Regions from separate parts of the Mus musculus genome. Here region 1 is linked to region 2. Evidence: chromatin loops called from intact Hi-C (ENCODE). Cell type or tissue: heart. All regions are shown on one strand. Each heading gives the region's core, and the rest is flanking DNA. Links, peaks and the distances in the headings are about the cores only. Region 1 overlaps Dipk1a (divergent protein kinase domain 1A). Region 2 holds the start of Dipk1a (divergent protein kinase domain 1A).

Region 1 (5,373 bases), core at 76-5,075, 65 kb after region 2:
ATTTTTGAATTTGTTTGTTTGTTTTTATGGGACGCTAGTTCAAACCAAGGACCTCAAGCGTTCAAGCAGGTGCTTACCTCCAAACTACACCCATCTCTATGCAAAACATTTAAAGTGTGTGCGCGTGCGTGTGTGCACACGCGTGTGAGTGGCGCTCCTGCTGAGACCAGAATAGCGCATCAGGTTTCCTAGAGCTGGAGTTACAGGTAGTCCTTAGCTGCCTGATGTGGATTTGGAGAACGACACTCAGGTAGCCTGAAAGCACTTTGGGTGCAGCAAGCATCCTTTCTTGCTGAACTACCTCTCATGCTCAACCCTGAGATCTTACTACTTTCACCGCAGTACATATATTGAAGTGTTGTACATTAATACAGTTACTGAGAGTCAGGATCTTCCTGATTACCATGTCACGTTGGTTCACTGTCAAGAACACCAGGCTAGAGACAAAGTCCTAGGCTGCGGTCACCTTTTCATAACAGGGCTTTGATTTAGTTCTAGTTTACAGGCAAGAAAAATGTTTTTGCCCTACTTGCCCCTTAGCTTTTATGATGCTGACTTTAGCCAATACGCTTGGGCACTAACTGTGATGGTCCTCGGACATGTCAGCTGGGTATAGAGTAGGTTCAAATGTCCTTGACTCGATCTTGTTTGGTCTGAGGCAAACAGCCTCATACTGTCACTGTAGTATTGTAAGCTGTTCCTGAGAGACAGCTGGAGAAGCGCCCTAGAGCATCGTTTCCGCTTTGTTAGGAGTTAGAGGTGAGTGGTCATCACTGTCATGGCCATGCTGGTTTCTTCTCTGACTATCTGCTGTCTTTTACACTCTCTATTCTGTGTGAGGGGTTACATCTGTTGTGGTGTGGGTGCTGAAGTAAAAGTTCCTCAGGTTTGAGGTCAGCCACCTTCTCAGTAGCTGTGCAAGCTCCTGAGCTTCTGCAGAATGGTGACTAATGCCATTTCCATATACTTCCCCTTCTACTGCGATATGATTGCTTGCTATAGCCATGATTTCCTAATTACTAAGTAATTGCAGCCAATCCTGTTTGATGCCCAACTATGTAGAAATCTTACATAATTGGACTCTGTAGGTGGGATCTCCCAGACATGGCCTGTTTCATTAACTGGAGTAGGAGAGGTGCTTCTCTTCTGTGCACATCTGAGGACCACAAAGTTCCATCGGAGTCCTCTGACTGACTCCTCTGTGGGGGGAGTCTGCACTTCTCTGAGGAGTGCCTCCGCCACATTTTAGAGGGCTGGTGTGAGTGTTAAAGAAGCATAACCCTTGGGAGGCAGAGGCAGGCAGATTTCTGAGTTCAAGGCCAGCCTGGTCTACAGAGTGAGTTCCAGGACAGCCAGGGCTATACAGAGAGAAACACTGTCTCGAAAAACCACCACCACCACCAACAACAACAACAAAAGGAACCCTTTAACCTGAAGCACTAAAAGATTTCAGGAACCCTAATTTAATCACAGTCTCCTTTGAGATTCAGTTTCCAAGGATAATGGTTTGTTACTTAAAACAATCAACTTAAGACCTACTAAATTGAAGCCATTAGGAGCTATGTTCTTGGTTAGACAGTAATGCATGACAGTATTCCATTTAGCTGTGCCTTGCTTGGGCTTCTTTAATGTGTGAGGAAGAAGTCAATAGAGGAAACACTGGAAAAGCTTAAGACAGAGCGCAGAACATGGTGAAGACTGGTAATGCCTGAGAGAGAAGAGGGAGAAAATGATGACTGAAGACTCAAAAGTTTCCAGGAATTGTGAAAAACCCAACTCTGCCTGTGTCTGTCTGTCAGTGTGTGTCTCTGTATGTGTGTGTCTCTGTCAGTGTATGTCTTTGTGTGTGCCTGTCTCTGTACATCTTTATGTGTCTGCGTGTGTCTGTTGGTGGGTGTCTGTGTGTGTGCCTTGTGGCTAGCTTTATCTCTCTGTGTGTATATGTGTGTGGGTGTCTGTGTGTCTGTGTGGATGTCTTTGTGTGTATCTGTGGAAGGTGGAGTGTCTGTGTATATATGTGTGTGCTTGTCTGAATGCATATGTGTCTGTGTGTACATGTGTGTGGGGGCAGGCCTGTATGGTTTTGTGTGTGTCTATATGTGTGTATACGTATGTGTGTGTGTGTCTGAGTGCCTTGTATGTGAGTGTGTGTAGGTGTGTCTGTGTGTATGCATGTGCCTGTGTCTTATGTCTGTGTGTCTGTCAGTTTGTCTGTGTCAGTGTCTGTGTGTATGTATCTCTGTGCTTGGTTTTTTAAGTCTTGTTAAGGAAAACCAGCTGTCTGAAAATGATATCTTAAGTACACTTTTAGAGCATGGATTTTTGAAAATATTTAGAAGCCAAAGTTTACACATATGTTTGTGGTTATTGCCCTCTTGTGGTCCAGTTTGTAGTTTAGGGCAGGATTCCTTCAATAGGAGTGTGTTTTGTAAAAATAAGGGTAAACAGTGCCCTCTTCTGGTACAATGAGGTATGTGCAATCAAAGCTAAATGCTGTTTATTACAATAGTAGTAAATCTTGGGCTTTTAATTATTTAAAAGTTACTTAGTATCATTATTGACTATTTTGATATACAGCTGAACATTTTTATAGACATTACTTAGGGTGGCTATAGCTTTATGAAGCCAACTGCTCTTTTCACACAAATGTTTGGGAAATTTGCCTTTAATTTGGGATAGAAAGCCAGAGCTATTCTTTGTGACCACCCCTGTGACGCAAGATTAGCTTGAGGCCTTTGCTCACAACAAGAAATCTGATTCTCACAGCTGAATACCAGACTAGTCGCTGCTTACTGATTTACTAATAAGAGACTTTACTAAGAAAATAAAAAGAAACTTTCAATACTGTGTACTGTTCTGTATGGTACAAGGGCAGGGGAACTTCAGAGATGCCCAAGACAGTCTGTGCCTCTAAATCACCTATCAGTATAGCCAGGCTGCAAATGATGCTGGACTGGGGGATAGGAGGAAAGAAGAGAGGGAGAGTACCAGCTCGGTGTGCAATGATCGCTCGAGTGGAAAGCAAAGTGTTGCAGAGAGGCTGTTTCCAAATCTCTAGTTTAAACAGTGAAGTGGTGGTGGGATTCAGAAGCTGAAGTCAGGTCAGTTGAAGGAGGCCCCAGCTCTTCTGACAGAATATGCTACACTTAGGGAAGACTCCCTCAGCTTGTCAGTTTGGCAGGTGCCTTCCTCTGTGTTTGATGATCTGTCAGCCATTGCACAAAAGCCCTGGGTTAGTCAGCCTTAAACCTGTTCTGCTAGCTCCAGCTCAGCTTGTCAGCCTAGCTGGACTGATTCTGCACAGGCTCTGGAAGCTGACTGGGCCTAGGCTCCGTTTTCCATGCCTGCAAACAAAACTCCATGCAGCATATAGAGAATCGCCTAGACCTACTTTCTTTGGAGCAAAAGATGTTTGGATACTGATTTAGTTTTTGTTGGTTATGTAGTGTTGGAATGAATCCTCATACATATTATGAAAACACCTCACTATTGGTTAAGGTAGATGTGTGTGTGTGTGTGTGTGTGTGTGTGAGAGAGAGAGAGAGAGAGAGAGAGAGAGAGAGAGAGAGAGAGAGAAAGTTAGTTTTCGGCTTTTTAACTTCTTAGGGTATCCCAACACCACCCACCTTCCTTCCTTCCTTCCTTCCTTCCTTCCTTCCTTCCTTCCTTCCTTTATTTGGTTTTTCAAGACAGTTTCACTGTGTAGCTCTAGCTGTCTGTACTGGAACTCACTCTGTAGAACAGGCTGGCCTTGAACTCACAGAGATCTACCTGCCTCTGCATCCCGAGTGCTGAGATTAAAGGTGTATGTATTCCAGGCTGGAGAGATGGCTCAGTGGTTAAGAGCAGTGACTGCTCTACCAGAGGACCTGAGTTCAATTCCCAGCAATGACACATGGTGGCTCACAACCATCTGTAATGGGATCTGATGCCCTTGGTGTGTCTGAAGACAGCAACAGTGTACTCACATATATAAAATAAATAAAATGAAAAAAATGGAAAAAAAAAAGCTGTCTCCTGAGAGGCTCTACCAGTGCCTGACAAATACAGAGGTGGATGATCTCAGCCAACCATTGGACTGAACACAAGCTCCCCAATGAAGGAACTTGAGAAAGTACCCAAGGAGCTGAAGGAGTTTGCAGCCCCATAGGAGGAACAATATGAACTAACCAGTATCCCCAGAGCTCCCAGGGACTAAACCACCAACTGAAGAGTACACATGGTGGGACTCATGGCTCCAGCTGCAGAGGATGGCCTAGTCAGTCATCAGTGGGAGGACAGACCCTTGCCCTTGGTCCTGTGAAGGCTCTATGCCCCAGTGAAGGGGAATGCCAGGGCCAGGAAGTGGGAGTGGGTGGGTTTGTGAGCAGGGGGAGGGAGGAGAGGACAGTGAGTTTTTGGAGGGGAAACCAGGAAAGGGGATAACATTTGAAATGTGAATAAAGAAGATATCTAATTAAAAAATAAAGGTGTGTGTCACCACTACCCAGCTTTATGGTAGTTTCTTGGTTACTTTTTTATTGCTATGATCAGACACGCTTATCACATGACCAAGACAATTTTTAAAAAGATTTATTTATTTATTATATGTAAGTAAGTACACTGTAGCTGTCTTTAGACACTCCAGAAGAGGGTGTCAGATCTTGTTACAGATGGTTGTGAACCACCATGTGGTTGCTGGGATTTGAACTCAGGACCTTCGGAAGAGCAGTCAGTGTTCTTAACCCCTGAGCCATCTCTCCAGCCCGAAATTTTTTTTTTAAAGTTTTGTTTTTCGAGACAGGGTTTCTCTGTATAGCCCTGGCTGTCCTGGAACTCACTTTGTAGACCAGGCTGGCCTAGAACTCAGAAATCTACCTGCTCTGCCTCCTGAGTGTTAGGATTAAAGGCGTGTGCCACCCTGCCCGGCTGACCAAGACAATTTATAGAAGAGTTTATTGGAGCTTACATTTCAGAGGGTGAGTCCATGACCATCATATTGGAAGGCAGGCATGGTGCAAGAACAGGAGCAGGAGCAGAGAGCTAACTGGCAATGTCATGGGCTTTTGAGCTGCCAAAATGCACCCCGAGTGACACACCTCCTTCCACAAGGCCATACCTCCTAATATTTCCCAAACAGTTCCACCAACTGAGGGCCCAGTGTTCAAAGATACGAGTCTTCGTGGACAGGTGGCATGGGTTTCGTTATAGCGTCTGCACACATGTGTCATGCTTTGTGCTACTTCGTTCTGCTCAGTACCTCTTCATGCTTCCTTCTTCAGCAGTTCCTTTTTTTTCTCTCAGTTCTGATTTAATTATATAAAGTATTCTCGAGTATCCAGGTAAGTCGTCCCTATAATGCTAGCACTTGGGAGGCCAACTCAGGAAGATTTC
Region 2 (5,373 bases), core at 323-5,322:
CAATCCCAGCACTTGGGAGTAGAGGCAGGATGATTGTGAGTTCAAGGCCAGCCTGGCCTATATGCATCCTTGATTTAAAAAAACTGAAACCCCAAACCCAGACACCACTTGAATTCCAAATACATACTTAAATGTAACATGAGCAAATAAACTCTTGATCTCCTAGCCAACTGTCTGTAGTTTTCTCTACCTCTCACTACCCCATTACCTTGAAGCACTGGCTGGCATGAAACTAGCTATATAAACCAGGCAGGTCTTGAACTCACACATATCTGCTTGCTACTACCTCACCTGGCCTTGACCAGTTTTGTTTTATTTTATTTTATTTTATTTTATTTTATTTTATTTTATTTTATTTTATTTTGAGATAGGGTTTCCAAATTGTGCAGGTGAGCTGGGCTGAGGCTGTCCTTGAATTCCTGATCTGTTTACACCTCCCAAGTACTATGACTGTGGGCATGTCACCACAACTGGCTCTTACCAGACTTCTCTATAGTCATTGTGTTTATTATTTATTGCCTGTCTTCTCATCTCCAAAATGTAATATCCATAAAGTTAGGAATTCTGCCTGCTTTGTCTTTTTGTGTACATAGCAAAAAAATTTGAACAGTGTCTGGATGCTAAGAAAATACTTATTGCAGAGCTGGAGAGATTGCTCCGTGGTTAAGAGGGCTTCTGGCTGTTCCAGAGAACTCGAGTTTGGTTCCCAGCACCCAAGTTGGGCAGCTTAAAACCAACTGAAATTCCAGCCCCAGGTGTTCTGATGCCCTCTTTTGGCTTTTATAAGCAATCACACAAATATGGCAGACATACACATATAAATAATAAAATCTTAAAAAAAAAAAAAAAAAGGGCTGGTGAGATGGCTCAGCAGGTAAGAGCACCCGACTGCTCTTCCGAAGGTCCGGAGTTCAAATCTGAGCAACCACATGGTGGCTCACAACCATCCGTAACGAGATCTGACTCCCTCTTCTGAAGTGTCTGAAGACAGCTACAGTGTACTTACATATAATAAGTAATAAATAAATCTTTAAAAAAACAAAAAACAAAAAAACAACTAAAGGAAACCGGTAGGATCCGTCCTTTCCTCCTTCTTCCTTCCCTCCCTTTGTCTGTCTTTGTCTTAAGTAGCTCCGGTTGGCCAAGTGCTGGAATTACAGGCATGAGTCACCATGCCCAGCTCATATTTACTTTTACTTTAGAAATTACTGAAGTCATTTAATTAAAAGTGAAAGTCAGTGGCTCATGCACTTCTTTGCGAGTAACAAAATATTATCCAGGTTAAAGACCTGTTTCCAGAAACTGAAAGCACTAGAAACATAAAGTACGGCATAGCAAGGGAAAAAAATGAAGTAGGACCTGCATCTCCCTGCATTGAAGTCACTCAGATCAATAGCTGTACTCCTCCCAGGGTGGCCCCTTCTCCCTTATTTGGCCATCAGTGTCAACAGAAGAAAGCAACGCCTTGAGGTGTATAGCCTTAACTGAGCTGCTCTGCTATATCCTAGAAGGTCTCCTGCCTTCACTGTATTTATCCGGCATTTATTTATTTAATTATGTATTTAACGTGTGAATCATGATTCTGTGGTAGAGGCAAGAAAACTCTGAGGCTGTTTTGCAAACAATGCAAACTTCAAAAAGTCGAAATGGTAAAAAAGAAAGAAAAAGAAATAAAAGAAAAAAATTGCATTAAATTTAAGGTACGCAAAGAGGCGAAGTGTCTGGAAGGCCACGCAGAACTGAGCGGGAAGGAGTCCCTTCCTCCCCTAGATAGCGGTGGTCGCGTCTCCGGAGAGCCTCCTTTCCCTGGAGAGGATCTATGAGTTAGTTGGTCGCCTAGGATGCAGCTCTAAGCATCCACAGAATTTCCGTGCAATCCGCTCGCACAGGTCCAGAGCGCGGACGGCGGGACTCCGCGCGTGAAGCCGCAAGCCTCACAGTGAAGTGGGCGCTCCACGGAGCCCACGTTTTGCGCACCCCCGTGCTGCTCGCACCCGCCTCGGCCGTACCCCTCCCCCGTCCGCGCCTCCCCTTTAAGCACGGAGGCGCAGGCGGATTTGTGTCGGCGGACGCGAGGCTCGACTCCCCTTTATGGCGGAGCCCCGCGCCCGCGCCTTGACGACCGCCGCGGCTGGCGGTGGGGGTGGGGTTCTGCGCGCGGAGCCGGCCTCCGCTACCCGCCGCCCTCGCCGCAGCGCGGCCCCGGGGAGCGCGCGCCGGGGGCGGGCCGTGGGCGGGCCGGCGGGGCAGGGGCGGGGAGGCCGGCGGGCGGCCGCGCTCGGGTCCGCCTCCGACTGCGGCGCGGCGGGGCGATGTGAGTGCCATGGCGAGGAGTCTCTGCGCGGGGGCCTGGCTGAGGAAACCCCATTACCTCCAGGTAGGCCGGCCGCGGCCCCGCCACGCGCCCTCCGCTCCGCGCCACGCGGGACTCAGCGCCCCGTCCTCCCTCCGTGCGCGCCCCGCCGCCTCCTGCGGACCGGCACCTGGCGGCGCGCCCTCCCAGCCCTGGTCCCGCTCCTCGGGCGCCGCCCCAGCCCTGAGCCCCTCTGAGTCCCGGCCCCGGACGCGCCGCGGTCCCTCCTCTGCGTGCTCTCCCGCTTTCCCCAAGGGCCCCCCCTCGACCTGCCATTCCTGACTCTGTGTCTGGGGTAGGAAAGGGTGGTGTGTCATTCCTCCATGCTCCACAGAATCGTGACCGATTGTCATACCAGTGGTTCCCCAAGTCCCAGCCAGTAGCTGTGCCTCGTGCAGATCCCCTGGGTTTGGTGTTCTCATCACATCTCTGGTTTAAATGGGAGGGAGGAGTAGGCAAGCTCGATCGAGGCGATGCTTTTGCAAAAAGGGGATGGTGACCGTTGTACGGCTCTTCACTCAGCCCGCCAGCAGTGCGAACGCAATTCACAGTCACGTCGTGTGTACTGTTGCCGTGTTAATTTTTCATGATTTTCTGTTCCGCTGTCAGTAGGCTTTAGAACCCTCCTGCTGCTTTGGTGCACTGTTTGGTCACCAGGGGGACCTAGTAGACGTCGTGAGTAGCTGAGCACAAATCCATAGCTCGGATGGAAAAACAACTACAAATCAATGCCTCACACATTGGCAGTATTGTTATATGTCTCTAGAGGACACTGCTTACATTAAAAGGCCTGACGACATGGGACGTGTATTTAGGTCAGTTGTTGGTGTGCTTCTTATGAGTATGGAAAAAAAAGAAAAAGTTGAGGAGAAACCGTTACTGTCCAAATAAATCTTATATTTTAATTTGAAATTTGCAAGTGTAAGTCATTACATCGAAACGAGAGAAACCCAGATTGAGAGACTGACTTGACAACTCATGGTTTTAAGGGTGTAAAACTGAATGTTTGTAGCAGCGCCACCAGAAATAGTTGTGCCTTGAGTACCAGTATTAGAACCTAGTCTAGCATTCCACCCCTCCAGGTTAAAGTATTTGGGCATGTTTAAAATCTTTGAACTTAAACTACTTAGCTTTCTATTATTAATTTTTGGAGTTGGTAGAGCTTTAGGCTTTAGTTTTGGCTTTAAATGTTTTCCACAGATGTGAATGCAATCTTTGGCGCTATAACTGTACAAAGGTTTTCTGATGTGGTTAAGGTTAGAAATTAAGAGTTCTGGATTCAATCCCCGACACCACGCAAACAAAATTAGTTTTACAAATAGTTATGCTTACATTAATGACAAACACTTAGTGTGTTTCTTACTTTTCTGAATTTGCATCGTTATCAATGATGAAATTAGGGTAAGCTTGCTAGTGGGCTAATATTAAGATTATTAATTTTTAAAAATGTTTAAACTATTTAAATACCAGCACTTGGGAATCAGGCCTCTGAGTTTGAGGCCAGCATAGTCTACATAACAAGTTCGAGATTAGTGACGACTACATAGAGAAATTTTGTCTCAAAAAAATTTAAAGGTAAACTTAAGATTTAAAGGACAAGTTCTCATGTGACACAGATTGACTTAGAACTCTCGAGGTAGCTAAGGATAACCTTGAATTTCTGATCCTCTTGCTTTTAAGAGCTTGTGATTGCAAGGGTATGAATGAATGGCACAGTTGAGAGTCCAGTGTTTTCCCCAGGAGCTTCCTCCCATCGAAATCTCCAAATAGGCCAGGGAGTCCCAGGAATCCCCCTGTCTCCACTTAGTCAGGTCTGAGATTGCAAGGATGTGCAAATCTGGACGCCAAGTGCTTGGAGAGCAAGACCTTTACAGACTGAGCTAACTCTGTAGCCGCCTCCTCTTCCTCTTCCTCCTCCTCCTCCCCCTCCTCCTCTTCCTCCTCCTCCTCCTCCTTCTTCTTCTTCATAGATCATGCTTAGCATTAACTTAGTATTAGCTAAATTTGATTTGTCATGGAGAGGGTTTCTTGTGCACTGTCTTTTGGCAAAAGAAAATAAAAAAACTTTAACAGCCTGTGTATGTTAGAACACACACACACACACACACACACACACACACACACACACACTTTTTGAGACCAAGTCCCAGTCTTGCACAGGCTGGCCTTGAATTCCCAATCTTCCTGTTTCTGATCTTCCTGTTTCTACCTCCCTAGTGCAGGGTTTACAAGTGTGCCCAGTATACAGTGCTTCAGGGAAACTAGTTCTTACACTTTGTTTTGAGGGAATACAGATACCCGTTTTGAGGGGGTTTTGTTTTTACTTTTGTGTTCTTTTGAGATAAGGTCTTGCTATGTATTGTGCTGGCTGGCTTGTACTGGATATGTATATAGGTTAACCTCAGACTCATGGTGGACCCTCTGTCATAGCCTCTCAAGTGCTGGGATAACAGGCATGCCCAGCCACACCTGCAGATACCTGATGTCAATAATATTTCTGATAAGGTACATTTGTGTTGTTGGTTTTTCGTGACAGGGTTTTTCTGTAGCTCTGGCTGTCCTGGAACTCACTTTGTAGACCAGGCTGGCATTGAACTCAGAAGTCCACCTGCTTCTGCCTCCCAAGTGCTGGGACTAAAGCACGCGTCACCTCGCCCTCCAGGTACATTTTAAGTTACAGTGAGGCTGTAACCATTCAACAGGTATGGGAGATGCTCTTACCTTGTGGGTAGGGAAACAGCAAGGTAGATTTATTTCCAAGAGGAGGGGAAGATAAATGGCCTGGAAAGTTTTTGAAACCAGTTTTATATCCTTGGCAGTTGTTCTTGTTTGTCTCAACTGGGTGGGGCCAAAGGTCACTTATGTCCTTATTTAGCCCTTAGAGAGTTTAAGTTTCTTTTTCCCTATTTTTTCCTTAGTATTTTTTTCTCTAAATTTTTTTCATACAATATATTTTGATCATATTCCCACCCCACCCCCAGCTTCTCTCGACCTCTCTGTCCACCCAACTTAACGTTCTC

The links. Hi-C counts contacts between places; a loop is a spot of excess contacts. Peaks named below come from ENCODE experiments on the same cell type or tissue, not always from the same donor. Only the 100,000 strongest peaks of a DNase experiment are listed, where the experiment ranks them.
Region 1: a loop joins it to region 2, with 7 times the contacts of the local background. A loop is called at or near these places in 21 of 42 quality-filtered maps.

The regions. Positions count from the first base shown.
Region 1 is chr5:107,918,640-107,924,012 of GRCm38, reverse strand. All of the region lies in intron 2 of Dipk1a (divergent protein kinase domain 1A), which reads left to right. Among named protein-coding and RNA genes, the nearest start is that of Gm26387, 14 kb to the right of the region's middle. In heart, for the core only: CTCF peaks have their summits at 2,241 and 2,446 (motif pointing left); no DNase peak of the experiment used is centred there.
Region 2 is chr5:107,983,953-107,989,325 of GRCm38, reverse strand. It overlaps Dipk1a (divergent protein kinase domain 1A), which reads left to right and starts at 2,249. Exons shown (of 5, transcript NM_026062.4): 1 at 2,249-2,377. The coding sequence starts at 2,324. In heart, for the core only: a CTCF peak has its summit at 2,995 (motif pointing right); a DNase peak (open chromatin) is centred at 2,285; H3K4me3 peaks cover 2,352 bases; H3K27ac peaks cover 2,033 bases.